3 separate regions of the Homo sapiens genome follow, and regions 2 and 3 are each linked to region 1. The links are chromatin loops, found by intact Hi-C in ENCODE. Cell type or tissue: heart right ventricle. All regions are shown on one strand.

What was found. Peaks named below come from ENCODE experiments on the same cell type or tissue, not always from the same donor. Only the 100,000 strongest peaks of a DNase experiment are listed, where the experiment ranks them.
Region 2: it touches region 1 in a loop (9-fold over the local background); 61 of 110 quality-filtered maps call a loop at or near these places.
Region 3: it touches region 1 in a loop (3-fold over the local background); 65 of 110 quality-filtered maps call a loop at or near these places.

What each region holds. Positions count from the first base shown.
Region 1 is chr7:77,327,951-77,335,950 of GRCh38, reverse strand. GSAP (gamma-secretase activating protein) reads left to right here. Exons shown (of 31, transcript NM_017439.4): 20 at 5,584-5,712; 21 at 6,560-6,618; 22 at 7,314-7,345. Among named protein-coding and RNA genes, the nearest start is that of CCDC146-AS1, 83 kb to the right of the region's middle. In heart right ventricle, a CTCF peak has its summit at 3,905 (motif pointing right); DNase peaks (open chromatin) are centred at 3,880 and 7,568; H3K27ac peaks cover 3,835 bases.
Region 2 is chr7:77,129,438-77,137,437 of GRCh38, reverse strand. The region is part of intron 1 of CCDC146 (coiled-coil domain containing 146); the gene reads right to left. All of the region lies in intron 1 of LOC124901678 (a long non-coding RNA gene), which reads left to right. Among named protein-coding and RNA genes, the nearest start is that of CCDC146, 11 kb to the right of the region's middle. In heart right ventricle, no CTCF peak of the experiment used is centred here; no DNase peak of the experiment used is centred here.
Region 3 is chr7:77,254,198-77,262,197 of GRCh38, reverse strand. CCDC146 (coiled-coil domain containing 146) reads right to left here. Exons shown (of 19, transcript NM_020879.3): 5 at 7,635-7,692; 6 at 5,689-5,865; 7 at 3,130-3,203; 8 at 1,962-2,189; 9 at 1-77. It overlaps LOC102723791 (a long non-coding RNA gene), which reads left to right. Exons shown (of 6, transcript XR_927688.3): 4 at 4,943-4,997; 5 at 6,723-6,800. Among named protein-coding and RNA genes, the nearest start is that of CCDC146-AS1, 9.5 kb to the right of the region's middle. In heart right ventricle, no CTCF peak of the experiment used is centred here; no DNase peak of the experiment used is centred here.

The DNA of each region.
Region 1 (8,000 bases):
CAAACATTTTCTATTTATTCTGTCAATGCTTAGAGGTAGTGGGTCACTGTGTTTCTCTGGGTTGTTAAGTAAAAGCTGATACTGAGATGGAATCCACTGAAGAGCCAAATTGGATGATGCTTTAGCTGTGCTAGTTGAGTCCTGGCACACAGAGGAAAGGGTTCTCTTTGAGTTGGCTGCCTTCTCTGTAAGAAGATGCTGCTTAATCAGCAGAAGTAGGACCAAAGCCAGAGTGCCTTTTAGAAATGAAAGGCAGATTTTTTTTCTGGCAGTAATTTGCAGATGAGCCAGTACCACAGAGCTTTTTTTTTTGTTTGTTTTTGGATCAATTGGCAATCCAAATCATAAATGGGAAACAATTCCTTAATGTAACCCACTGGTTCTTTTGTTCAGTGAATAGTTGTGATGGGCTGTGTTTGGCAATTATTTCAGGTCATCCTAAGAGAAAAAACTCCCCTTTATGTAGGAAAATGCTTCCAGGTCATTCCTTGAGGATGTGATTGCTTCTAACATTGTCTCTAATTCAGGGGTATTTTTCTTTGCCGTGCTTTTTATGAAACAGTCTCATTCTGTCATCCAGGCTGGAATGCAGTGGCATGTTCTTGGCTTACTGCAACCTCTGCCTCCCCAGGTTCAAGTGATCCATCTCAGCCTTCCAAGTAGCTGGGCCTACAGGCACACACCACCATGCCGGGCTAATTTTTTGCATTTTTAATAGAGCCGGGTTTTCACCATGTTGCCCAGGCTGGTCTCGAACTTCTGAGCTCAAGTGATCCACGCATCTTGGCCTCCCAAAGTGCTGGGATTGCAGGTGTGAGCCACTGCATCTGGCATGGGTATGTTTCTTTTTTTCTTTTTTTTTTTAATTGAGACGGAGTCTTGCTCTGTCGCCCAGGCTGGAGTGCAGTGGCGCGATCTCAGCTCACTGCAAGCTCTGCCTCCCGGGTTCATGCCATTCTCCTGCCTCAGCCTCCAGAGTAGCTGGGATTACAGGCGCCCGCCACCACACCCGGCTAATTTTTGTATTTTTAGTAGAGACGGGGTTTCACTGTGTTAGCCAGGAAGGTCTCGATCTCCTGACCTTGTGATCCACCCGCCTCGGTCTCCCAAAGTGCTGGGATTACAGGCGTGAGCCACCATGCCTGGCCGGGTATGTTTCTTATACAGCATTTTTGTGTTTTATTTTTAAAGCTTTATTAGCTCTTTTCGAGTTGCCGGTGATGGGCTTCCTGGGCAGTTGTGGCTTTCATTTTGTGGTGCTGTTGTTCCTGATGAGTACAGTATTTGCTTTGTTGGATAACTGCTAGCTGATTGACAGTGATTTCCTGTGCTCCCAGGTTCATCTTTTTTTTTTTTTTTTTTTTTTTTTTAAATTTTAAGTTCCAGGATACATGGGCAGGACATGCAGGTTTGTTACATAGGTAAACGCATGCCATGGTGGTTTGCTGCACCTCTCAACCCATCACCTAGGTATTAAGCCCAGCATGCATTAGCTATTTATTCTGATGCTCTCCTTCCCCCAACCCCCCAACAGGCCCCAGTGTGTGTTGTTCCCCTCCCTGTGTCCATGTATTCTCATTGTTCAGCTCCTACTTATAAGTGAGAACATGTGCCATTTGGTTTTCTCTTCCTTTGTTAGTTTGCTGAGGATAATGGCTCCCAGCTCCATCTGTGTCCCTGCAAAGGACATGATCTTGTTCCTTTTTGTGGCTGTATAGTATTCCACGGTGTATATGTACCACATTTTCTTGATCCAGTCAATCATTAATGGGCATTTGGATTGATTCCATGTCTTTGCTATTGTGAATAGTGCTGCAGTGAACATACACGTGCATGTAGCTTTATAATAGAAGGATTTGTATTCCTTTGGGTATACACCCAGCAATGAGATTGCTGGGTCAAATGGTATAATACTTCCAGTTCTAGGTCTTTGAGGAATCGCCATAGTGTCCTCCACAATGGTTGAACTAGTTTACATTCCCACCAACAGTGTGAAAGCATTTCTATTTCTCCACAGCCTCACCAGCATCTGTTGTTTCTTGACCAGTCTCATCCTAGAGCATAGTGGTGCGATGGTGTGTCTTGGCTCTTGGGATTGTGCAGATTCAACTCTCCCTTCCCCTCCCCTCCCCTCCATTCTGGGTTACAACATCTAAAACGTTATGTGGGAGATCCTTTATTCTCTGGGATAATGAGCATGCTGGTATCACCTTGGCATTCAGAATCCCTCAAAGATTTGGCCCTAACTACCTCTTTAACTATATCTCCTATTTTAAAACCACACAATCAGAAGTCTTTAGACAGCTGGTGATTTATATAGCCTTTAAGCCAGAGGTGTATAGACTGAGTAAAGTGTTTGAGGGTGGGGTGCCCGGGATTACTTGAACATGCTCACTGTTGTCAGTCCTGGCTGAACATTAGGATGCCTTGGGGGAACTTGTAAAACTCATAAGGCTCAGGCATACCCCAAGCCAATTAAATCTAATTGGGGATGGGACCCAGGTGGTTCCAATGGGCAGCTGAGGCTGGGAGTTGCACATGCTGGAGGCTATTGTCTTCACCATAGAGAATGAAGTACTGTTGACTCTGATGCTCTGGCTCAGATCTGAGCCCCGAATCCATCTTCTAGTCTGTGTCTTTGCTCACACCCAAAGAGTCCCACCTGGAATATCCTTTCCTTGTCCTTCACTGACTCAAATCCATTTCCCTCCCCTGTTCCATCTCTGTTTTCCAAGTTTCCAAATAGACCTTCCAATTTAGAATAATCTCTGCATTTCTTTTTTTTTGGAGACAGTCTCGCACTGTCGCCACGCTGGAGTGCAGTGGCGCCATCTTGGCTCACTGCAACCTCCGCCTCCCGGGTTCAAGTGTTTCTCCTGCCTCAGCCTCCCAAGTAGCTGGGACTACAGGTGCATGCGACCACGCCCAGCTAATTTTTGTATTTTTAGTAGAGATGGGGTTTCATCATGTTGGCCAGGATGGTCTTGATCTCTTGACCTTGTGATCCGCCTGCCTCTGCCTTCCAAAATGCTGGGAGTACAGGCATGACCTGGCCGCATTTCTTAACTGAAAAAAGTTAGATCACTTCTCTAGTGGATACCAAATAGTGAAATATATAGATTTTTCTGTATTATCTTAATATCTGTAAGATATTATAGATATATCTAATATCTATATTAGGCCAGTGACCCCCCTCCTAAAAAACATGTAAGTTCGTGTGAAAATATTTTTGGGATGTTTGGCTAACAGTATTTCTTACTTAAGTGTAAATTTTAATTTTTGTTTTATTTTAAATTCAGATCTTTTTCCTTCTAACTCTAGTCTATTTTAGGCCATGGATTTCTTTGAAAATCTGGTACAAGCTATAGACCATCTACCCAGAAGAGCGCTCATACAAACACATGCTCTATTTTACATTCAGGCAGTGGGTGCTGGAGCCCCTGGAAAGCCTGTCCACTGACATGTGGCGAGCTCTGTTTGATCTGTTTCTTCTTAGCAGACAGATGGCTATGCTAATTAGCCTGATTTGATAAATCCACAATGTATGCATGTATTGAAACACCACATTGCAACCCATAAATATATACAATTATTTGTTAATTTAAAATAAAACAAAACTATGAAAAATGTGCCTACCTCCCCAAAAGGTTATGAGGAAAGGGATTTTTTAAATGGAGTAAGAAGGAAGGTAATTTGGGAGAGATCTTTTCTTAGGAGCTGCAGTGAGTGGGGACTTCTAACAACAGGATAGCATTTGACTTGAGGGGATGGGGCCAGATGACAGTTAGAGGGCATCTGAGTTTCTCCCCTCCCATATCCTGTCCTGGGCAAGGTCTGGGTGAACTGCGTGGGTGGGACTCTTATGGCCAAGCAGGAGGAATTAATAGCTCAACTGAACACTAGATGTCACCACAACACCAATTAGTTTTCTGGCTTTTGGCACTCCTGTGCCTGAGCCCAGATTAGGACAGCAAGAAAGCTTTAGAGACTTCCAGTCAGGGACCTAATTCCATCAAACGTCTGCAGGATTTGTCTTGTCTTTTTTTTTTTTTTTTTTTCTTCTTAAATACAAAGAAGACCCAAAGGGTGGATAAGTGTACGTTCATTATAAATAAATGGAAAGGGAAAGAAAAGATGAGTGAGGTGAGTCAAGTGAGGAGTGGGATTTGATTCCTGTTTTCCCCGGGACATGAGACTTTCTTGGGAAGAGTTTTTCTGTCTCTGGGAGAAGGGATGTTGGCTGGATGGGCATTTCAGGCTTCTGAAAGAGCAAGTTTTAATATTATGTTACTTACTTTACTGATACTCCAAAACACATTTCAAACCAATTATGACTGTCTTTTGAATAAAAATGGTAATAATGTGCTATAATTTAACATGAGGGCATTTTTCTTGATTGAGGTGTTTTTGTTTGTTTGTTTTTAAGTTTTCTTATTTTTCTTGCAGTTCAGCCAAGTCTTGTCACCTTGGCAGGCAATAGTTCACTTAGTTTTATGACCACACATTACATCTCTGGCCCCAGTCAAATCATTTGTAAATGCACATATTTTGGCAAAAAGTATCCTAAGTCTACCTTTATTGGTTTAAAACCAAGTTGTGTCAGAATATCCTTCAACACTAAGAATGTATTTTTTTATTTTTATTTTTTTTGAGACGGAGTCTCGCTCTGTCACCCAGGCTGGAGTGCAGTGGCATGATCTCAGCTCACTGCTAGCTCCACTTCCTGGGTTCATGCCACTCTCCTGCCTCAGCCTCCTGAGTAGCTGGGACTACAAGCGCCCGCCACTGCACCTGGCTAATTTTTTGTATTTTTGGTAGAGACGGGGTTTCACCGTGGTCTCGATCTCCTGACTTCGTGATCCGCCCACCTCAGCCTCCCAAAGTGCTGGGATTACAGGCATGAGCCACTGCACCTGGTCAACACTAAGAACGTATTAACATTGCATTTTATTATTTAAAAATGAATATAATGGATACATTCTTGCTTCAGGGTAGTACAATTATATCAATAATTCAAAGATCTAGATAGAATGCTGACTAATTCTGTTTTGGTGTATGTGACAATGTAAAATTAGTTCATTTTATCTTTTTTTGATTCCTAGGTTTTGAAAAATGTCCTGGGCAGTAAATAAATTTAGCAGGAAAGTACGCCTACTCCATTTATCCAAATGTTAATGAACTTTCTCTTAGTGAACATGGCACTGTTGACACCACCTAAGTCATAAAAACGGGTCTCAAGGGAGGAAATGACTCAGTGTGTTTAATACAGGTTTCCCTGCTAAGCCTCAATCTGGGGAAGTCCTGTTGGTTTTGGGAAGTGAGCAGCAGTTCTCTATGTGGTTTAAAAAAACAACGACAAAAAAAAAAAAAAAAAAAAGAGACAGAAAATGAAGTGGGTAAAGAAGATTCTTTAAGTCTATTTTAGAATCCCTATTGGGTCTAGAATGCCATCTTCTGTACAAAGTATTCACTCAGAAATGTGGACCCTGAGAGCTCGGGAAATAAGGCTTGTGTAATACTCACTGGGTGGTTTGGGCCACTGGGCCTGCCTCTGAAGGCCACTGATGTTTTTGTCTCCTACAGGTGCTCAGCTTTAAGGGCTACTGGGAAAAACTGAACTCCAACCTAGAATATGTTAAGTACGCCAAGCCACACTTCCACTATAACAACAGTGTGGTCAGGAGAGAGTGGCACAACCTGATCTCTGAAGAGGTATGAGTGGGTCAGTGAGAACAAAGCCAGCAGCGAGGCATAGTGGACTGGATCCAGGTGATGCCTTTAAATCATAAGGCTGGCTTCCATGTGCAGCACTCTTCCCAATTGCCAGGGACTTGATCATTGTCATTACTGATCTCAATGGGCAGAGATGCTTCTATGATCTCTGTTCTCCTAGGGAGGAAACTGAAAAGCAGAAAGTTTAAGGGGACACACAGCACATTCATAGTAGAAGTATGATTAATATCCATGTCTCAGATGTGTTCTCAGGTTACTTATGTAGTTAAAAATTGATATTAAAAAATCTAGGTGTTCCCAACTTAGTGGTCATTAGGGGTTGGGGTAGTTGGAGGGAGAATAGTGGACGTGACTCACTGTCCAGGGGTGACCCAGGGAAATCTTTGGGGGTGATCGAAGACTTCTATGTGTTGATTGTGGTGGTACATTGTGGGACATGAATCTAAACATGATAAAATGACATAGAATGACACACACACATTGTGCCAATGTCAATTTTTGATTTTGATATTGTGCTCTAGTTAGGTAAGATATAAGCACTGAGGAGACTGGGTGGAGGGTACATTGCATCTCTCTCTAGTATCGCTGCATGTAGATTAGTGTTGTTGTGTGTAGTATATAGTTGACTCGCAGTTTCCTGTGAATCTGTAATTGTTTCAGAATAAAATATTTCTTAAAACTTTAAAAAAAATCTAGGTGTTCTGATTACCTGGAAAGTATATTTCTTCTCTCTGATGCTCTTAACTGTATTGCATTATATCCTTGACGTGAAAAGTCACCGATAAAACCTTTACCTTCCACATTTCTGACGTGTTCTCACTCCTAGAAAACAGGAAAAAGAAGGTCTGCGGCATACGTGAGGAATATTCTTGATAATGCAGTAAAGTAAGTGAAAGCAGAGGTTATCATATCTGTAAGATGGTTGACATTTACAATTACTTTGTTTTGTTGGCTACCTTTTATAGAAGTAGTTTACTTTTGTTGCATATCCCCAGCAAAATAATATTGTCAGCTTCATGAATGCAGCCACTTGGACCCTATTCTGGAATTTGGTGCTGGAATTTCTGGTGGGAAAAGCTTATATGTTGAACCTTATAGACTTGTAACCTGCGGATAGATGTTTACAATGGATAATTGGTAAAGAAATTTCCTATTAGCATTTTAGGAGAGAAAGGCAAATAGTAGGTTGATTTTTTTTTTTTTTAAAGTGTCAGTGGGCTAGTGAGCTTGCTTTTATTTTGAAAGCCTATTTTCTGGATATATGAGTCATCTCAGAGTACTAAAAGTATAGGCCCCATTCCAACCTCTGTTCTATTTTCTGTCCCCATTATTTTCAATAACTGAGAGCTACAGTTGTTCTAAATTATTGCCGTTGTTGGCACTAAAGGGTTTTGAGATTTTTTAATTGCCTAATGTGGCTTTCACTACATTGATCAAAGTTTTTGAGGTTTTCAGCAGCTTGAGAATAGTTTCTACAGTGGTTTTTATGAATTTTTAAAGGAGGATATCTTTGTATGATGTGGCTTTAAATTTTTTAAAAGCAATGCTGTCTGTGAATAACATGGCTAATTTCTTCGTAGGGTGATTTCTAACCTAGAAGCAAGAAATTTGGGTAAGAAAAGATCTGTAATAAAGCCTTCTGGGTTCCAGTCAGTGTTTTGTTTGTAGCACTGTTCTTCCTACCACTGTGGGTTGGCAAGAGAATCACTTCCAGTAGTGTGGTGCAGGCAGCACCTTTTAATATCTTGCTGTTAGAGTGGCCGCACGGCTCTTCCCATGTCTGTCTAGGCACCAGGACCTCCGGGGACAGCTGCTGAATGTGCTTTTGCGATGGGAGTCCCTGGGTGATGGCCTTGCGGTTCTCCTTATTTCCTGTCATACAGAGCTGCCCTCTGGCTGTGCCCACAGGATGCATTTTGGCATTTCCCTTGGCTTGGTGCTGCTTGCTTTCTAGCTGTCTGATCCTACCGGGTCTTGCCTTGTTTGTGCCTCTCATTTGGGTTAAAAATTGGGCACACAGGTCCTAGAGGCATAAAGATGAGGAGCTTCCAGGTAAGCAGTGTGGTTCTGGGGGAAAGAGCACAGGCTTGAGAGCTAGACAGAGCTGGACTTATATTCCAGCATGGCCTCTTGTGTGAACCATGTGCTCCTGGGCAAGTCACTTACCCATTTGTGCACTGTCCTTAGGGGAGTGAGGAGAAAATGAGACTAAATGGGGTAATGCAGATAGCACCTAACATAGTGCTTAGCACATGAGGGTACCTGAG
Region 2 (8,000 bases), 200 kb after region 1:
ACGTTTGCAAAATAAACTTACATCCTACAACTCTGCTATAAACACTTATTAGTCTCAGGAGTTTTTTGTTGTTGTTGATTCTTTTTCTACATGACAATCATGTTATATGAGAATAAAGCCAGTTTTATTTTTTTTCTTCCCAATCTATGTCTTTTACTTACTTTTCTTGTCTTACTGCATCAGCTATAACTTCCAGCACAGGGTTGAAAAGGAGTGGTGAGAGGGGACATCTTTGCCTTGTTCTTGATCTTAGTGGAAAAGCTTCTAGTTTCTCACCTTTAAGTATGATGTTAGCTACAGGTTTTATATAGATATTCTTTAGCAAGTTGAGGAAGCTCCTTTCTAGTCCTAGTTTACTCAGAGTTTTTGTTTTTTATCATGAATGGGCTTTGCATTTTGTCAAATAATTTTTCTGCATCTATTGATATGGTCACATGATTTTTCTTTTTTAGCCTGTTGATGTGATGGATTACATCTATTGATTTTTGAGTGTTGAACCAGCCTTGCATATTTGAAACAAATCCCATTTGGTAGTGGTATATAATTATTTTTATACATTGTTGATTCAATTTTGTTGAGGATTTTTGCACTTAGTGTTTATGGGAGACATTGGTCCATAATTTTGTTTTCTTTAAGGTCTTTGTCTAGATTTGGCATTAGAATAATGCTGGCCTCAGAGTGATTCAGAAGTATTCTTCTATCTACCAAAAGAAATTGTAGTGAATTAGTATAATTTTTTCCTTAAAGGCTTTGATAGAATTCACCAGTAAACCCATCTGAACTTTGTGCTTCCTATTTTGGAAGGTTATTATTTATTCAATTTATTTAATAGATATAGGCCTATTCAGAGAGTCTATTTCTTCTTATATGGATTTTGGCATGTTATATCTTTCAAATAATTGGTCCATTTTTTCTAAGTTATCAAATTTGTAGATACAGAGTTGTTCATAGTATTCCTTTTTAAAATATTTCTAATGTCCATGAGATCTGTAGTGATCAGTTTCATTCTGATGTCAGTAATTTGTGTCTTCTGTCTTTTTTCTTAATCAGCCTCACTAGAGGCTTATCAATTTTATTAATCTTTTCAAAGAACCAGCTTTTCATTTCATTTATTTTCTTTACTGATTCCCTGTTTTCAATTTCATTGATATCTGCTCTAATTCTTATTTATTTTCTTCAGCTTACTTTGGATTTAACTTGCTCTTCTTTTTCTAGTATTCTAAGGTGGAAACAATTCTAGATCTTTCTTCTTTTCTAAAATATGCATTCAATACTACATAATTTCTTTCTACACACTGCTTTCACTGCATTCCACAAACGTTGATACGTTGTTTTCACCTTCATTGAATTGAAAGGGTTTTAGTTGTTGTTGTTGTTTTTGAGACATGTTGTTTTAAATATGTCTTCTTGCAGCTCTATCAGTTTTGTCTCACCTAGTTTGATGCTCTTGTTAGGTGCACATGTGTTAAGGATTATTACACCTTCTTGGACAATTAACTCCTTTATCATTATGTAATGCCTTTATCACTGATAACTTTCCTTTTTGAAGTCAATTGTGTTTGAAATTAATATAGCTACTTCTGCTTTCTTTTGATTAGTGTTAACAGGGTATATTTTTCTCCACCCATTTACTTTTAATTTATATGTCTTATATTTAAAGTAGATTTCTTGTAGACATCCTATGGTTGGGTCTTGTTTTTTTCATCCACTCTGACAATCTCTGTCTTTTAATTGGTGCATTTATCGTTGCTGTTCAAAGCGATTACTGATATATAGTAAGTTCTTAATGTTGTTGACAGGCTCTTAGAAACTGAGACTTTAAGCAAGACAATGCATAACAAAACCAGTATTACTATAGGCTAACTGATATAAACAAGTTCCTATGGAAAAACACTACCAACTTTCTTTTTTCTCTTTTCTCTTCCTCTTCCTCTCTCTTTCTTTCGCTCTCTCTCTCGCTCTTTCTTTCTTTCTCTCTCTTTTTTTTTTCAGTGTCTCACTCTGTTGCTGCAGCCTGAATCTTCTGGCCTCAAACAGTCTTCCCATCTTAGCCTCCTGAATAGCTGGAACTACAGATGCACACCACCACATCTGGCTAATTTTTGTATTTTTTGTAGAGATGGGGTTTTGCCATGTTGCCCAGGCTGGTCTCAAACTCCTGGGCTTAAATGATCCACCCACGATGGCCTCCCAAAGTGCTGGGATTAAAGGTGTGAGCCACTGCACCTGGTCCAAACTTCTAAATAAAGACTCAAAACACTTCTAACATTACAAACTGAAATAAATGCGGGCTATACATATATTTAAGAAAGATTAAGAAAAACAAGATAATTATTTACTCAATTTTTGGTGAACCAGTGAGCAATGGTGGTTGTAGTTGTGATGAGTTAAATCAAGGAATAAATATTTGCAAAGGGAACATTGTAAGAAGCACCTTCTACCACTATGCAGTTCAAAAACAAACAATAACAAATATGGTGGGCTTGCTGAGTGCTTTCATACTGCATTTATTGTTGTACATTTGTATAATTATCACATACTTTATGAATTTTTATTTTGCAATAATTTGTATCTGTTTATGTCTTCATTTTCCAATCCACTTACTGTAGTTCAGGGTCTCAGCTAGCTGGAACCTATCCCAGCAGCTCAGGTACCAACCCTGGACAGGATGCCATTCCATTGCAGGACACACATACACACCCCCAACTCACACTCACTCAGACAGGGACAATTTGGACTCTCCAATTAACCTAACATGCACGTCTTTGGGATGTGGTAGGAAACCAGAGTACCCAGAGAAAACCCAGGCAGACATAGGGAGAACATGCATACCCCATAGACACACACACACACACACACACACACACACACACAGACACACACACACACACACACAGAGTGGCCTTAGCCAGAAATTTATTTTTTTCATCAATATTACTATAAAACAATGTTGAACAAAACAACATTATTTGAGGATCTGCTGTAGTTGGATTAATATCCATCATATTTGTTACTATTTTTTATTGATTGCCCTTGCTGTTCTTATTTTTATCTTCCACTCTTTTTCTGTTTTGTGGTTCTAACTGAGCATTTTATATGATTCAATTTTCTCTCCTTTTTAGCATTTGATTTATAATTATTTCTTTTAGTGGTAGCCCTAAATTTGCAGTGTTGATTTCCAACTAATCCTAGTCCACTTTCAAATGACACTACATTTGGCTCTAGCAATATATGTGTTTGAACAGCATGGGTCCACTTTTACAAGGATTTTTTTTTTCAATAAATCCAGTCAACCCTCCCTCTTGTAGAGTTCTGCATCCACAACCAAATGCAGATTGCAGGATGCAAAATCCCCCAGTAAAGAGCGCCAACTTTTCTCTTATGCAGGGTATGCAGAGGGACTTGAGTATGTGTGGATTTTGGTATCCACAGGGGTCTTAGAATGAATGCTCCACAGATACCAAGGGACGATTGTGTACTGCTTCACCTTATAATAACAAAATAATCATAATTACTCCTTCCTGCCAATTATATCATTGCTGTCATTAATTTTACTCATATAGAAGCATATATGTGTGTGTGAGTGTGTGTGTGTGTGTGTGTGTGTGTACCTAAGCATATGTAATTGATTTTTCAGTCTGTTCAGCTTTTTATTTGTTAGGATGGAGTAGCACCAAGTGCCTTACATGAAGAACCCCAAACCAGAAGCTATTTTATTGTCCAATTGCATTGTATGGGACCTCCAGTACGATGCTGAATAAAAGTGGTAAAAAAAAAAAAAAAAAGGTGTTCCAGGCTGGGCGTGGTGGCTCACACCTGTAATCCCAGAACTTTGGGAGGCCGAGGCAAGTGGATCACCTGAGTTCGAGACCAGCCTGGCCAACATGGTGAAACCACGTCTCTACTAAAAATACAAATATTAGCTAGGTGTGGTGGTGCTCACCTGTAGTCCCAGCTACTAAGTGGGGATGAGGCAGGAGAATTGCTTGAACCCAGGAGGCAGAGGTTGCAGTGAGCCAAGATCACACCACTGCACCCCAGCCTGGGCAACAAAGTGAGACTCCGTCTCAAAACAACAACAACAACAACAAAAGTTGTTCCAAATCTTAAAGGGAAAGCATTCAGTCTTTCATTATTAAAGTGTAGCACTAAGTGTAAATTTTTCACAGATGCCTGTTGTTGGAGGAGGTTCTCTTCTCTTTCAAGTTAGTGGAGAGTTTTTATCAGGAATCGCACTGAGTTTTGCCAAAAAAAATTTTTTTTTTTTGAGATGGAGTCTTGCTCTGTCACTCAGGCTGGAGTGCAGTGGCGTGATCTCGGTTCACCGCAACCTCTGCCTCCTGGGGTGAAGCAATTCTCCTGCCTCAGCCTCCCGAGTAGCAGGGATTGCAGGCGTGTACCACCATGCCCGGCTAATTTTATATTTTTAGTAGAGATGGGGTTTCACCATGTTAGCCAGACTGGTCTTGAACTCCTGACCTCAGGTGATCGACCCACCTTGGGCTCCCAAAGTGCTGGGATTACAGGCATAAGCCACCGTGCCCGGCCTACCAAACACTTTTTAAAAAAATCTATTGAGATAAGAAAAAAAATCTATAGAGACAATCACATTTTCCCTTTTTTTAGTTTGTGAGTGGTGAATTACACTGCTTAATTTTATTTGTTTATTTATTTATTTATTTGTTTATTTACTTATTTTTTAAGACAGAGACTCACTTTGTCACCCAGGTTGGAGTGTGATGGTACAATCATAGCTCACTGCAGCCTTGACATCCTGGACTCAACTGATTCTCCTGCCTCATTGTCCTGGGTAGTTGGGACTACAGGTGTGTGCCACCATGACTGGCTGATTTTTTTCTTTCTTTCTTTTTTTTTTTTTTTTTTGTAGAGATCGAGACTCACTATGTTGCCCAGGCTGATCTTGAACTCCTGGATTCAAGTGATCCTCCCATCTCGGCTTCCCAAATTGCTGGGATTATAGGCATAAGCCACCACACCTGGTCCACTGCTTGATTTTTAGTCATAAAATTAATCTTGCATTCGAGAGATAAACCCCACTTGGTCATGATGCATTATCCTTTTCCCATATTATTGATTTTGATTTGCTCATGTAATGTTAAGGATTTTGCTTTTGTGTTCATGAGGGATTGTTTTCTAGTTCTTTTTTGGCAATATTTTTGTCTAATTTTTTTATCAAGACAATACTGTCCTCATAAAGTGAGTTGGGAAGAGTTCTCTCCTTTCTAATTTTTGAGACAGTTTATGTAAAACTGCTATTATTATTTCTCTGAAAATGTCTGGTAGAATTCACCTGTAAGGTCATCTGCTTCACAGATGGTGTTTTCTTTTTATGCATGATTTTTTGAAATTCACTTTTAAATTTACATAGAGTAAAAATTACTCTTTTTGTTTACAGTTCTATGCATTCTATCAAATGCTTGTACGCAAGTTACCATGACTACAATCAAGATGCAGAACAGTTCTTTCCCTTCCCTTGGCCCAAAGTAAATTCTTTCATGCAGTACCCCTTTGTAGTCAAACTTTATCTCCACATGTAACTCCTGGCAACAAGTGATCTGCTCCCTATCGTTTTTATTTAGCCTTTTCCAGAATATCATATAAGTGGAATCACAGAGTATGTAATCTTTCGAGTATAGCTTCTTTCACTTTGTAAAATGTTCTTGAGTTTTTTGTTTTTTGTTTATGTTTTTGTTTTCTTTTAGACGGAGTCTCACTCTGTTGCCCAGGCTTAAGTGCAGTGGCACGATCTTGGTTCACTGCAACCTCTACCTCCCAGGTTCAAGGGATCCTCCTGCCTCAGCCATTCAAATAGCTGGGACTACAGGCACCCACCACCATGCCTGGGTAATCTTTGTATTTTTAGTAGAGACGTGGTTTCGCCACGTTGGCCAAGCTGGTCTCAAAATTCTGACCTCAAGTAATCAGCCCACCTCGGCCTCCCAAAGTGCTGAGATTACAGGTGTGAGCCACTGCACCCGGCCTGTTCTTGAGATTTTTATCTATTTTGTTGTGTGTACCAATTGTCACTTTTTATTACTGAGCAGCATTCCATTATGTGGATGTACTACAGTTTGCTTTTCCACTCACATTTGAGAGACCTTTGGGTTGTTTCAAGGTTTTTGGCGATTGTAAATAGTCTTTGATAATTTGGGGGTGGTAACTTTTCCTTTGAAAATTTTGGCCAGATTTTCCTGTTTCTGATATGTTGAGTAATTTGGGATTTTAAGATGGACAATTTGACTATTATGCTGTTCATGCCTGTAATCCCAGCCTTGGGAAGCCAAGGTGGGAGAATCACTTGAGGTCAGGAGTTTGAGACCAGCCTGGCCGACATGGTGAAACCCCGTCTTTATAAAAATTGGCCAGGTGTGGTGGCATGCGCCAGTATTCCCAGCTACTTGGGAACCTGAGGCGGGAGAATCGCTTGAACCTGGGAGGCAGAGGTTGCAGTGAGCCGAGATTGCGCCATTGCACTCCAGCCTGGATGACAGAGTGAGACTCCGTTTAAAAAAAAAAAAAGGGCCGGGCGCGGTGGCTCACGCCTGTAATCCCAGCACTTTGGGAGGCCCAGACGGGCGGATCACGAGGTCAGGAGATCGAGACCATCCTGGCTAACACGGTGAAACCCCGTCTCTACTAAAAATACAAAAATTAGCCGGGCATGGTGGCGCGCGCCTGTAGTCCCAGCTACACGGGAGGCTGAGGCAGGAGAATGGCGTGAACCTGGGAGGCGGAGCTTGCAGTGAGTCGAGATCGCGCCACTGCACTCCAGCCTGGGCGACAGAGCGAAACTCCGTCTCAAAAAAAAAAAAAAAAAAAGAAAGAAAGGATATTATGCTGGCTATGAAGCTCTGGGTCCTGTTAAAATCTTCTAAAGATACTGATTTTTGTTTGTTTTAGTAAGTAATCAATCTGGTTAGGCTCAGATCACAAGTTCTGTCATGCCTTCAGGGACAGTAATTCCAATATTTAGTTTTCAAAGCCTTTGCTATGCTCTTTGGGTCTGTACATTACATGCAACGCTTGCGAGTTGTTCTGAGACCTTTGTGGTATTTTTATCATAGTTCATTTCTCAAAGCCTTAACTATGCTTTCTTGAGTAGTCCTCCCCTTATCTGCATGGGATGCGTTTATAAGACCTCCAGTGGATGCCTCAAACTGTGGATAGTACCCTATATATCCTATACAGGCACTGTGGCTATAACTTTTGCAGTTTGAGATGTGACAGCAAAACTAGTACAAAATTGTCTTCTCCACAATTTCACAAATAGAAGATTTGTTCTTATCATAGATTTTAGCAACCTCAGCATATGATTTTTTTATTTCCTTATTAAGTCAAAAACTTTCACCTTTTCACTTAAAGGAAGCACTTTATGGCTCCTCTTTGGTATATCCAAGTAGTCAGCATCACTACTCTTGTACTTTGGGGCCCTTATGAAGTAAAATAGGGTTAGTTGAATGCAAGCACTGAGATACATCAACAGTTGATCTGATAACTGAGATGCCTATGAAATGACTAGTGGGCAGGTGTCTGATTTAACAGTGACTTCAAAGCAGATATTATAAATATGTTTGAAGAATGAAAGGAAACCATATTTAAAGAATTAAAGAAGAGTATGATGTAATTCATCAGAGAATATCAATAAGTAGAAATTTTTAGGAAACCAAATTGAAATTCCTAAGTAGAAAATTATAATAATTGAAAAATTCGCTGGGGGGGTTCAATGGTAGATTTGAACAAGGAGAAAATCAGTGAACTTGAAGACAGATCAGTAGAGATTACAGTAGTATCTCCTTATTCATGGGGGATATGTTCCAAGATCCCCAGTGGATGACTGAAACCAGGATTGGTACCAAACTCTATATACACTATGAATTAATTTATTTTTCATTCTTCACAATTTCACAGGCAGAAGATTCATTCTAACCTTAGATCTTAGCAATCTCAGCATATAGTTTTTTTCTTTCCTTATTAAATTG
Region 3 (8,000 bases), 74 kb after region 1:
TTTGCTTACGAGAAAGTTCATCATGGTAGTTCTGCTTGTCAATGAGACTGTTGCGTAAATTGAGATCCAAGATCCCTCTGTTCCAGGTAAAGGAAGAAGAAGAAAATGATTTTGTTATCAGCTGTCCTAAATGTTTTTCAAAACTTATCAAGACAGCATGCTGAATATTGGCTCCCAATCTCTTCTGGCAAAGACCTAAAAACAGAACTACCGTTTGACCCAGCAATCCTATTACTGGGTATATACTCAAAGGAATATAAACTGTTATATCCTAAAGACACATGCACACATTTGCTCATCACAGTGCTATTCACAATAGCAAAGACATAGAACCAACCTAAATGCCCATCAATGGTAGACCAGATAAAGAAAATGTGGTACATATGCCACAGACTATTATGCAGCCATAAAAAAGAATGAGGGCTGGGCGCGGTGGCTCACGCCTGTAATCCCAGCACTTTGGGAGGCCGAGGTGGGTGGATCATGAGGTCAGGAGATCGAGACCATCCTGGCTAACACGGTGAAACCCCGTCTCTACTAAAAATACAAAAAATTAGCCGGGCGCGGTGGCGGGCGCCTGTAGTCCCAGCTACTCGGGAGGCTGAGGCAGGAGAATGGCGTGAACCCGGGAAGCGGAGCTTGCAGTGAGCCGAGATTGCGCCACTGCAGTCCGCAGTCCGGCCTGGGCGACAGAGCGAGACTCCGTCTCAAAAAATAAAAAATAAAAAATAAAATAAAAAGAATGAGATCATATCCTTTGCAGGAACGTGGGTGGAGCTGGAGGTCATTATCCTTAGCAAACCAATGCAGGGACAGAAAACCAAATATCACATGTTCTCACTTATAAGTGGGAGCAAAATGATGAGGATACATGGACACATAGAGAAGAACAACACACACTGGAGCCTTTTGGAGGGTAGAGGATGGGAGGAGGGAGAGAATCAGGAAAAATAATAGGTACTAGGCTTAATACTTGGATAACAAAATAATCTGTACAACAACCCCCCATGACACAAGTTTACCTATAACAAACCTGTATGTGTAACCTTGAACTTAAAAGTTTAATAAAAGACAGCATGCTCAGTATATACACACATGACTATTCTCATGTTGGAATCATAAATTGTAAATAATGCCAAAGGCAACTAGGTTTGTGAGTTGGTATCATTTAGAACTGCAGTCTTATAACCCCCACCCCCCAAAAAAATAACAGACTGGCAGAGATAGAAGCCTCCAGTTTCCTTGAAATTTTACTTAAAAGCAGGACATAGGCTGGGCGCGGTGGCTCATGCCTGTAATCCCAGCACTTTGGGAGGCCAAAGCGGGTGGATCACGAGGTCAAGAGATCGAGACCACCTGGCCAACATGGTGATACCCTGTCTCTAATGAGAAGAAAAAAAAAAATTAGCCGGGCGTGGTGGTGCGCACATGTAGTCCCAACTACTCGGGAGGCTGAGGCAGGAGAATCACTTGAACCCGGGAGGCAGAGGTTGCAGTGAGCCAAGATCGTGCCACTGCACTCCAGCCTGGCGACAGAGCAAGACTCCATCTCAAAAAACAAACAAAAAAGCAGGACATAAAACTCTCCTAGGGAATTACACCACGAAATTGCTTCTGTTAGAAAAAAGTCAAGATGGCCTAAGAAGTATCATTCATTTGTTGGCAAAATCCCTGAACATAACATACTCCAGTGATAAATTTTCCAAAGGCACATTCAGAAACTTACAACATACAACAGATTATATCCTGAAAATCTGGTAACAGAAAATTGAGAAAATTTGAGTAAAGTATCAAAAAATACTTCAAAGTGCTTTATTTGATAATATATTAAGGGTAAAAGTTGATTTAAAATTATTTTTAAATATTTATTAACTCAACACCAAAGTGAGATTTTGAATTCTCAAATATAAATTGAAGAAAAATTTAGATGACAGAACATAACATACATAAATATAACTAACCTTTCAGTTAATGAAGTTGCTTCATTCTCTCTGGCTAATTCCAATAGCTTGACCAATTGGTTATGTTCTCGTTCTTTGATTTCAAGTAAGGCTCGTTTGCCTTCAACTTCCTTTATTACATTTTCCTTCTCATCCACTATAGCACTAACCTTGTTTTCAACTTTCTTTAGGGAGTCATTTAGCGTTTTGACTTCTTGTTCCAAGACAATTTTTTTCTTTTCCATTTCTCTGTAGGGGATACACACACACACACACACACACACACACACACACACACACACACACACACACACACACTTGCCTTATTTTGAGGCCATGCTGGCTTTACCTATTCTTGCTTTCTAACCATGCAGCAGAAGAGATAGTCATAAATTCAATGATCTCAGCAGTGGGTAAAGACCACAGATGGGTGGGACTTGGAGGGTATCTCCACTGAGTGCCACGGAAGGCAGGAATTTGCCCAGCCTCCCTACTTTCTGTGCAGATCCCAATTTGCTACCATCTCCTGTGATTCAACCCTCGTCCTGACCAGCCTCCTGAAACTGACCTGAGTTTCTCAACTTTGATGTTGGTGAGCTTAGTTTTTAGAACAGTTACTAGTGCCTGCCTAATTTTTCCCCTTAAGATTAGTCACCAGAGTAATTATATTATTTTTCCAGAATTTTTGTATCTTCACTTAAAATCTTTATCTTTTTTGGTTCCTTAAACACTGAGAATTTCCTCAATGACCTCTGCCTCCCAATCTACTCTGAATATCTGAGGAGTGTTATACACATGAATGGGTGGCAAAGTGGGGAGTTACTATTATTTGGGCTTTGGGCTGCTGCCTGGCTGATATACTTCTAGACTATGAAATTCTAACCAGTTCGCATAATTTATCCCATGCACCGCTCTGTTAAAGTCAATTGAACTTCTCCATAAAAATATGATTTATAAATTGGCAACAGAATCTTGACCCATAATTAAGCCATAAATACTATGAATGATAGAAATTTGGTGCATTACTTTCTTTTAAAGAACTTGATATAAACAACCTAGACAGGGCCCAAAGCAGAAATTTCTAAAATTATCATAGTAATTTAATGTGTCCAATGGTTAGTACTCTTGTTCTAGTGTGCACACATAACTTGGACTGGCAGGGATTCAAAGTAAAAATATTAAATCATACACTTTTTTGCGTGTTATTTTTTCTATCTCTTTTCCAATTTGTACTGGAATGGTTTGATGGTGGGCCACTTCATCCTAGTAAAGAAACGAAATCATGTTAAATTATGCGGTCTTCGGCTAGAAGCAATTAAGACAAGAAAATTAAATATGAGAGAGAAAGGAACTACAATATGTAGATACTTACCATCTGCCCTGTGTGCTTTAATTATCCCATTTAATACTCACGGTGACCTTGTAAGAGAGCTATATTTGTTATCATTTTGAAGAGGAGGTAACTGAGTGTAGCAAATACTGTTGGTCCTCTGCCCAGATTCCCTTTATGGAGGTACAGATGCTCCTCCACATACAATGGAGTGACGTCCCAATAAACCCGTTGTAAGTTGAAACTACCTTAAGTTGAAAATGCATTTAATACACCTAACCTACTGAAATCATAGCTTAGCCTAGCCTACATTCTCAGGACACTTTTATTAGTCTACAGTTCACCTAATACAAAGCTTATTATATAATAAAGTGTTGAGTGCCACACAGTAAATAAACATAACATATTGAATACTGTACAATAAATGTAATTTATTCAATACTGAAAATGAAAAACGGAATGGTTGCATGGGTACTTGAAGCGTGGTGTCTACTAAATGCATACTGCTTTCACACCACTGTAAAGTAGAAAAATCATAAGCTGAACCATCATAAGCCAGGGCCCGTCTGCCCACCCATCCCTCAAATGCTGCAGGGGTGACTGCTAATGGATCATGCTTAATCTCCTCTCCATCAGATTGTCACTGGCTGAGCAGAGCTGCCTTGTCAGGGAATGGGAGCCAGGGGGTGGAGGGAGGAGGGGAGCAAGCTGAGACCAATGACTAACTGATGTGGTGATCTAACAGACACCCCCCACCCCCACCTCTGGGTGCAACAGCCTCTGTGATGCAACTCATGACTTCTTGAGTTCTCCATGGGATCAGGCTGAGACTAGAGTTCTGAAGCAGCTGTATTCTGGCCCAGCTTCTTCCCCAGCTCTATCCTGCTTCCCTCCATCTCCTATAGGATTCTCCTTAGAGTTCTCCCTCCATTAGTAGTTGTCTTAGGGTCTGTTTCTGGGGAGCCCTGCCTAAGACTCATGCTACAAGAAGTTAAATAAGTTTCCCGAAGTCACACAGCTAGTAAGTGGCAAGGCCAAGCTCGGAAGCTAAGTTTGTCTAACACCGCACCTCCCACTATGCTCTGTGGATTCATGGGAGGTTCAGCTGAAGTCTCAAGAGTCTTACGTACTCAGCAAGGGTTATAGAAAAGCCCCTTCCTGCCCGAGGTTGTCATTGGACTTTGGAGCCAGGGGTAACACACATGCAGGGAGGTTGAATCCGTCACTGCAGTGTGGTGGGCGAGACATTTCTCTGTGGGATCTTGCTCAGTCCTGGGGCAGATCAAATTTTGTGGGGCTGAAACTTGTACAATCTTGGGGGCCCTCGTTAACAGAAAGAGTAAACAATTACAAATGCTAACTTAGGTGCAGCATCTTGGAAGAGGTTCATGCAAGTGAGGGGCCTGAAGCTTAAGCTTCACTGGGTTCCTGTTAAATCCATCTCTGCTAGGGTCCTATGTTCTGGACAGTAGCTGGGCACATCTTGGCTGTCTGCTCTAGGACTGTTATAGAAAAACAGGTCAAAGTGTATCACCATTATCCCCTAAGCCAATGAGTTTCAGATGTTGTTTTTAAAACAACTCTAGGTTATTAAAACTGTTTTGAGAGTCATTTATACATTTTTCAAAGTAAAATGAATTTTAATTCATTATCTCCTAAAACATAAATACAGGCCTCTCATCCCTTTTCTACTGAGAGGAAGTGGAATGCACTCCGACAAGGATAAGGTAATACAAATATATGTGAGAGGTTAGGACATTTGGTTGTTTTGGTATGTGTGTAGGTGTGTGTGTGTGTGCGTTTTGTTGTTGTTGTTGTTTTTGAGAGGGAGTCTCACTCTGTCACCCAGGCTAGAGTGCAGTGGCGCGATCTCAGCTCACTGCAATCTCCACCTCCCGGGTTCAAGCAATTCTCCTGCCTCAGCCTCCCAAGTAGCTGGGATTAGAGGCATCCACCATCACACACCCGGCTAATTTTTGTATTTTTAGTAGAGACAGGGTTTCACCATGTTGGCCAGGCTGGTCTCGAACTCCTAACCTCAGGTGATCCACCGCCTTGGCCTCACAAAGTGCTGGGATTACAGGTGTGAGCCACTGTGCCTGGCCATGGTTGTTCTTCAAGGAAACAATTGTGTTTGTGACACTTGTTTCTAATGTCCAGAAATGTTTGGTGAGGTCAGGAGAGACCTTTTCCGCAGGGTGAGGGCTCCGAATTATCGAGTGATACTCCCAAACACCCTAAGGTCTTTTGTGCATTCCCAGAGCCTAGATTTAGTTTGATAGGATCAATCGCAATGCAGATATTTCAGTTTGTGAGACAATACCCCTCTTTATCCAACCTGCTGGTTACTCTTGATACCCACACACTTTTATATCCATGCAAGGCACAATGTTTAAATATCAACGGTAAGTAGCACACCTTTAGGACGACCTGATGTCCCAACAATTCTTCTAGTTCCTTCTGCTCTTTTAATAATTGCTTTTGTTTAGATGCCAAATCTTCTCGTAAATTTTTAATTTCTAATTTCTTCTGCATTATTTCTTTACGTAATTCTTCAGTGCTTTCTCTCAATATTTTCATCTTCTTCTCCATTTCCTTTAAAAGTCGTGAAGATGATTAGGTTATATAGTCTGAGCAAACATTTATCTACCTAAAAACTGAACTAAAACTAATTTCACCCACCATTTTGATTATATTTGTTTTGAAGTTCATGAATGATTTCTCACAAGGTTAAATGATTTCTCATAAAGCTAAATGCAACTTATGATTTCTGACATCTTTAACAAAGGCATGATAATGATACTGCATGTATAATTAAACACAACATTATATTTGAATTATTTTATTAGTGCTCTTTTCTATCCTCCTACATTTAAAAACGTTTCATTTTATGTGTCAATTTTTATTTCATACCAAGAAGCATGAAAAAAAATGTACAGTCTGTTTTCTAGTAGCTTTGTGATCTGACAAAATCAGATGCCAATAATCTTTGAATATCTGACTTATGGTTAACCTGAGTCACATGGGAACTAAAGACAAAGGTGTTCATATTTGGATACCCAACACTTTGCACTCCTTAATCCCCCACTTTCTTATTGATATTACTTCTCTAGCTCATGCACATCCTCCCCAAATACCATCTACCCCAGAATCATCAAAGATCTTTGTCTCATGTCTGATTACCTGGGGAGGGTTTGACTTATGGGAGAGAAGGCTTCTTACACTCAGAAGGTCTACACGTTACTCTTACTAATGACGAAGTGCTGGGTCTATTTAGCCTGCCCTGGGCTTTCTGCATAGCTCCCTCCTCCCACCACTGCTGGGTGAGAGCATCATTGGTGATCCTAGGATCTGAATGAAAATTCAAAATGTTTCTCCCATAAAATCTGTATTGTAAATGATGGTTTGGCATACTTATTTGAATTAATAGTATTTTACTCTATGCTAAACAGGTTTTATTGTGAGCTGGCCTTGGAATTAAACCACCACCAACACACTTTTGGATTATCAGAAGGTGGAAGGAGTGCAAAGTATGGTGACCATTCTATTTACGTTCTATAATAGATTGTAAAAAGTGGCCACGAATTCCTCCTATCTGCAGGGTATGCATGTCCCTTTGCATTGTCTTGATCCTTCTTCCCATTAAGAGGTAGGGCCAACTTGATTCTAGACTTGCCCATGTTATAATACTTGCATTGGCCAATGGGGTATTACCAAAAATGATTTTAGCAGAGGCCCAAAAAGGTCTTACATATTGGAGTTTGCTCTTTATTGAGTCTGGAAACCCTTCCACCATCATGTGACCAACTAGTGACATGTGACCTTAGACCAAGTAGCCTACCAAATGGCTGGTATATGAATGGAGCTATCCTAGATTACCCAGCCCCAATTCGGCCAGCTCAGACCAGAATATTCGGAACTGTGAAAAAATGAAATGGTTGTTGTTTTAAGCCACTAAGTTCTGGGATGATTTGTTAGGCAGGAATAGATAAGTGATACATTTTCTTTGTAAAAATTTGTTGTAATAACTTGAGATGTTCAGAGAGCTATGAGGGTGATAGCTATAGCAAAATAATATTTTTAGTGTCAACCACAGAATCTTTTTTTTCTTCTGAAAACAAAGCAGATATTGTCCAACTAAATACAGCCTAAATTAGATGCCAAGTTGCTAAAGTCTATAATAGGCATCACTTATATTTACTCCAGAAGTTATGTAGCTAGTCTTTTCAGCATCATTCACAGTTAAGACTTTAGAGTCTTTAAAATGTTTCAGGCTATGGTGGTTGTGATAAACATTAATATTTATAAAAAGGGATGATTGAATCCAGCTGTATTTAAGAAACTCTATATCATCTAAGACTTACTCCTGGCTTTGTTATCTTCTCAAATTCTTTTACTATGATGATTTTTTCTTCCTTTAAGCTGCAAAAAAAAAAAATCAAGTTTGAAAAAGTACAAAGAAATAAGCTCTTTCTGTAATAACAACTTTCTATCTTCTCATCCCAGAATGTCATTCCCATGCTTGTCGGCCAGGCAACCTGGTGTCCATTCTTTATGACACCTTTCCTGAATCACAGGTGCATTGGGGTGCTTCCTCCTCCCCAGGACTCCCACCCAACTTTGTGAACACAACCCACTTAGAGGAGTTATCTCAGCACATTATAAATGTTGGGGACCACGGGCCTCGGGACACAGGGTCCTTCCCAGCAGGCTCTGGGCTTTTTCTCCTT